Linked DNA regions of Homo sapiens: region 1 is linked to region 2. Evidence: chromatin contacts called from ENCODE Hi-C or POLR2A ChIA-PET data. All regions are on one chromosome and are shown on one strand. The core of a region is the stretch at or near the end of the contact, and the rest is flanking DNA. Distances in the headings are between cores, read along the strand shown.

What was found. Hi-C counts contacts between places; a loop is a spot of excess contacts on that map. ChIA-PET counts read pairs that join two places held with the same protein, here RNA polymerase II (POLR2A). Pooled maps may share reads with other maps.
Region 1: a loop to region 2 is called in a pooled map, with 10 times the contacts of the local background. The contact joins the promoter of GPR35 here to the promoter of HDLBP in region 2. A Hi-C loop is called at or near these places in 2 of 37 single-sample maps with no recorded cell type and 6 of 50 pooled maps. POLR2A ChIA-PET finds 5 or more read pairs at or near these places in 1 of 52 experiments (activated naive CD8-positive, alpha-beta T cell).

What each region holds. Positions count from the first base shown.
Region 1 is chr2:240,624,068-240,627,065 of GRCh38, reverse strand. It overlaps GPR35 (G protein-coupled receptor 35), which reads right to left and starts at 1,586. Exons shown (of 2, transcript NM_005301.5): 1 at 1,498-1,586. RefSeq lists enhancers at 1,126-1,632, 2,240-2,389.
Region 2 is chr2:241,314,342-241,317,041 of GRCh38, reverse strand. It overlaps HDLBP (high density lipoprotein binding protein), which reads left to right and starts at 1,370. Exons shown (of 28, transcript NM_005336.6): 1 at 1,370-1,472. It overlaps SEPTIN2 (septin 2), which reads right to left and starts at 1,117. Exons shown (of 13, transcript NM_004404.5): 1 at 1,060-1,117. RefSeq lists enhancers at 1-644, 595-654, 645-1,369, 1,295-1,394, 1,415-1,464 and 1 more and silencers at 845-1,194, 1,735-2,114.

The DNA of each region.
Region 1 (2,998 bases), core at 337-2,836, 690 kb after region 2:
TCCTGCCCAGGAGGCTTTGGGGATTGGAGCCAGCAGCACGCCTCTGAGGCCCCGCTTCCCCTTCTGATGACAAGGTCACCCTCGGCTTCTGCACACAAAAGCAGAAAAGTGCCCTTTGATTCTGCACTGAGTGATCCAGGAGAGAAACCTGGCCATAGACGGGCGATCCAGCCACACCAGAGCCCCTCCCCAGCCCTTCCCCCTGTCTGGACCCGGGACCCGCCCAGACCCCAGAGTGCCTGGCTGGCCTGGGATTGAGACCACAGGCCCCAACCACTGCTGAAGACGTGGGGGCACGCAGTGAGGTGCAGATCCCTGTGGCCCAGGCACCAGAGTCCCCCGTACCTGTGACCCCACTGGGCCTGGGCCCCACACAGCACACCACACCCCAGGACCCAGGATGGGGCTGTGAGTGACACGAGTTCACCAAAGTAGCTGCTCACCTCGGGGCCACAGCACGGGGTATTCTTCATTCTTGTTTTTAAATGTCACATCCCACACTCCAACAAGCTGCTACCCAGACACAGGCTCCAAGTCTTCATCAGCCTCAGCCACCCCTGAGACCCCAACAGCCTCAGCCCACCTGAGACCCCAACACAGCCTCACCTCACTGAGACTCCCCATCACAGCCTCACCCCACTCTGAGACCCCATCACAGCCTCACCCCACTCTGAGACCCCATCAGAGCCTCACCCCACTCTGAGACCCCGTCACAGCCTCACCCCACTCTGAGACCCCGTCACAGCCTCACCCCGCTCTGAGACCCCATCACAGCCTCACCCCGCTCTGAGACCCCCATCACAGCCTCACCCCACTCTGAGACCCCCATCACAGCCTCACCCCACTCTGAGACCCCGTCACAGCCTCACCCCGCTCTGAGACCCCATCACAGCCTCACCCCGCTCTGAGACCCCCATCACAGCCTCACCCCGCTCTGAGACCCCCATCACAGCCTCACCCCGCTCTGAGACCCCGTCACAGCCTCACCCCACTCTGAGACCCCCATCACAGCCTCACCCCACTCTGAGACCCCATCACAGCCTCACCCCACTCTGAGACCCCATCACAGCCTCACCCTGCTCTGAGAACCCATCACAGCCTCACCCTGCTCTGAGAACCCATCACAGCCTCACCCCACTCTGAGACCCCATCAGAGCCTCACCCCACTCTGAGACCCCCATCACAGCCTCACCCCACTCTGAGACACCCATCACAGCCTCACCCCACTCTGAGACACCCATCACAGCCTCACCCCACTCTGAGACCCCATCACAGCCTCACCCTGCTCTGAGACCCCCATCACAGCCTCACCCCGCTCTGAGACCCTGTCACAGCCTCACCTCGCTCTGAGAACCCCCGTCACAGCCTCACCCCACTCTGAGACCCCATCATAGCCTCACCCTGCTCTGAGACCCCATCACAGCCTCACCCCACTCTGAGACCCCCACCATGCCCCTGCCCCGCTGGGAGGCCCCTAGGGCAGTGGGCGGCACTGACCTGCAGGCAGCTTTGGCCTCCCGGGTGGAGTGTGTGACCCCCGCTGCCAAAGCCTGCACAGTGGCTGTCTGAGAAGGGCTGGGGGAAGTGAAGCTGGGGTGAGCCACCCCTCAGGGCTGGTCCCTGACTCTGCCCCTCCTTAAGGTGGGGGGGCGGGCGGCTGACTGACGGCAGCAGGTCAGGGGTAACAGGAGTTCCCCACTGCTCCTGCACCAGCCCCAGCTAGAGGGCGTGGGGGATTTCTGGGAGGGAAGTGGGGTGCCGGCTGCCTGTGCTGACACCTCTGAAGAGCCAGCATCCTTGCTGAGGGCACACATTTGTTCTGGAAACAGCGTGAGAGACAGACAGCAAAACCAGAGACGCTCCAGCCCCGCCCACGGAGCCTTCCTCCTCCCCAGCCCACTTCTGCCCTGTCATCTCGGAAACCTTCCCAGGGCCCAGCCCTCCCAGGGTCTGCGGTCAGCTCGCCCTCCCCAGCGCCTCATGCCCAGCCCCAAGACAGGGTGCAGCACGCACACTCATCCTGGTTCATGCAGACACGCTCCGTGGGCGCCTTCCAATACACACACACACGCTGGCACACATGCACACACACATGCACACGCCAATGCACACAGGTGAGAGGCACACGCAGGCAGGCTGGCTCCTCCCCTGCTTCCCCCCGACTTGGCCACCGGCCCCTCCTCCAAGCCCACCCCCTCAGAAGCCTACCCAGACCACCCCTATCTGGTCTAGAATATTCTCCCTGGCCCCCAACTCCTCAGCGGACATCTTCCTTCTGAGCTCATGGTGGGGGAGCCCGTAGGCCCAGGCTGCGCCCCCATGGTGCAGAGCACCCCCTTCCTGGGCCCTGTCCACCCTGAGGGCAGGAGCCTCGTCTCCTCAACGTGGGCCCCACAGCCCCTGACCACAGCCTCTCCCTCCTCAACGGCTGGGATAGGCTGGGGAGAGCTTCAGTTTCACCCCTCCCCACTTTACAGCGGTGGAAACGGACGCCCAGGGAAGGGAAGCGCTTGGCCCAGCGTCACACAGGTGGTGGCAGGTCTGAGACCAGTGCCTGGGCCTCCTGAGCCAGACCAGGGCTCTCTACCCAGAGGCACGTGAGGAAGCCCTGGCTGGGCATTGGTCCTTCTCTGCTGTCATCCCGGGCCTGGTTCCTGTCCCTTTCTTCCTGCTTCCTCCTGCTGTCCTTCCTGCCCTTCCTCCTGCTTCCCCGGCTGTCCCTCCAGGCCCAGTCCCCAGTGTGCGCCCTTGGGTTCCCTGCCCAGTCTCCATGGGCCATGATGTTCATTGGAGAGGGGCCTCATCCTCGGGCAGGAGGCTCAGATTTGGGATTTCATCCATCCCTCACTCTGGCCACAGGGTCTGGCCTCTGGGGTCAGCAGAAGGCACGGCACCTGATCAGTCCAAGCCCGGCCGCCGTCAAGCAGGGACTGGAGGTGCAGGGCACGGCATCTCCCAGGAGTGCTCCTTCCACCTCTGGCAGATCAGATGGTGCCCC
Region 2 (2,700 bases), core at 121-2,620:
ACCTACTAGGTGCTAGACACCAACCGAGGCAATGAGTATGGGTGACAACATGTGCCCTGCCCTCACAGCACCAATAGTCCACTGGACAAATACCATCTGGAACATCAGGTAAACACCTAAGCCTGTCTGGAGGAAATCTAATTTGGGCGGAATCCCACAAGCACAGACTAGGTAAGGAGAAGGCAGTTAAGGTGGGAAGTAGCCAGATTTAAGAGTTTGGGCAATGGCCAAAGGTGCAGAAGTTTGAACTACAAGAAGTTCAGTGTAGTTGGTTCGTGTGTTTCCGTGGAGAGAGGACAAGGTCTGGTGGCACTGACAAGAATTAGACCGAAAAGGTAAAAAAGCAAGCCAGGTTTGTCTGGGCCAGTAGGCCAGGTCACAGTTGGGACTCCACTGAGACCACGGAAGCCACAGGTTTGCTCCTCATCCCCGGGCCAACTCGGCGGCCTCCAACCCTATACCCTACCCCCTGCTGCCTGTCCGTGCCTCGCTGGTGCAGACCTTCGTCGCCTCTCCTCGCCGAAGGTACCCGCAGACAGGGCCTAGTCGCTCTCCCCTCGCTTATCCACGGCATCCAGCCGATGGGCTTGGAGGTTTGGGGGCTGGCCAGTCCTCCACGCCTCAGGGAGGAAATGGCACCGTTAGAAAGACAAGATGGCCACACAAGCTCTAAGTGTTTGTCGGGCCTAAACCTGTATCCTCCCTCCAAGCACCAAACCTCCCGACCTCGACCGCACTCGACGCCCCGAGGCCCAGCACCGACGACAGTGCAGAGGAATTCCCGCAGGGTCAACAAGGGGTCACCGGAATCCCCACTCCCGCGCCCGGGCCTGCCCGTGTCGGAGCCACTGTCGCCGGCACTAGGACCGCCCGGGACGGGGGAGCCCACGATAAGTGCCGAAGAGCCTGGGCTCGGCCGCCCCTCCCCCACACCGCCCCGCCGGCACCCCAGAGCCAGCCGACCACCGCCCGAGAGTATGGGACGAGCGGCGCGTCCCCCGCAGCTCCTCGGGAGGGCCGGCCCACAACTTGTGCGGGGTACACCGGCGAGACACTCACCCGCCAAACAGCCCGAGAACAGGCGCCGACCGACCGCGCCGCGGACCCGCCCAGCGCTCGCGGTCCGCTCACAGCCCGCCCCAGCCCGCCCCGCCCCGCCCAGCGCGCAGGCGGATTGCGTCACCGCGTCACCCCGCCCCTTTGCCAACTGCTTCCTGGCTCAGTGCGACCTGGCCTTCTTCCCCTCCCCCATGCGGCCGGCTTCCGAGTGCGCAAGCCCAGAGTCGTCCGCGTTGTCCGCCTCTGCGCAAGCGCCGTGCTCCTCCCACGGCAGTTGGCCATATAGAGGCTGGGGGTGGGGGGGGAGGTCAAGCGTAGCCTCTTCTCCTTTACCAAGATGGCGGCTTGTCCCTGTTTCGCCACAGTTCCTACCTTATGAGCTCGGTTTTCTTATGCTTATAAGAGTGGAACAGGTAATGAGAATCTTCGCCTTGCGGTGGGTAACTGGAGTGGGGGGAAGGCCGTTTGTTAGAAGGAGACAAGTGCCCACTGAGGAGGAGAGAGGCGGTCGCGGGAGGGCAGGTGGTGGCGGGAGTGCGGAGCGATCACGGGGAGGGGGAGCCTTCGCCTCTCCTCCTGTCCTCCAAGAAGATGGCGGCAGCACCGAGCTGGGGCGCCGAGTACGACTGGGCGGGGGACGGCGAGCGGCCGCGCGAAACTCGTCTAGCCCACCACCGCCGCCGTCTCGATGATCGGGGGGCCTCTCTGGGATTGGCTGCGCGCACGTCACGTGGGGCCGACGGGCCCTGCGCAGACCATCGAGTCGGGCGTCCCTCCCCGGGGACGTGGCCTTCCTGTGCCCGGGCTGGGGCCCGCCGCCCCGCGGGGGAGGGCGGAGCTGGCGCGGCCCCTAGCTTTCTCCTTCTGGTGTGGGGCCCGAGGTGAGACCTGGGGAGTGCTCCGCGAGCCCACGAGCAGCGACGTGGCTCGGGGACGGGAGGGTGCCGTGCCTGGCTGCGGCCTGAGCGGGATGGGCGCGGGCGGCTCCGGCCCGCGGGTTGTGCCCCGGCCCGGGGTGTCCTTTCCTCCCTCCCGCGTGGCCTGGAGGCACTGCAACTGTTCGAGACTCACGTCAAGGCTTGGCGCAAATACCCCTCGTTCAGGAAGCCTTCCTAGGTTTCCCCCGCTTAGAGGAAACACTTCCTGAGTTCCTAATGGCTGACCCGCATGGTGTTGGGAACCTGAGCCTTTCTGACACCGTGGCATGTTGCTAGGGTATTTTTGTGCGTAGCTCCTTTGAAAAGTGGTTAGGTGCTCAAGGCTAGCTGCTACATATCCTCTCCATTCGACTTAAAAAATGAGAGGGTCAGACTTGACATGGTGTTTGGACGCCATGTAAAATCGAAGGAAGTCGACTTGGGCTTTGCTTATTAAACAGTGCCTATTATGGTGAAATTAAACGGCTGAAGGAATGTGGATGAGTCGTAATCTTAAGGAACATGACGATTTGCCCCTCAGTTTTGCGTTTTATGTCCTCAGATTCATAGCTACCTATACCCTAAGCCCTCAATCAATGACTTCACATTTATTTGGTGTCTGCTTAAGGATAGTCACTTTCTTAGCAGCTAACTTCCTTAAAACCCTATTAAGATAGGTTAAGTCACAATTAGGGTTTTGTCTAAGGCTCCTGGTAGCGGCACA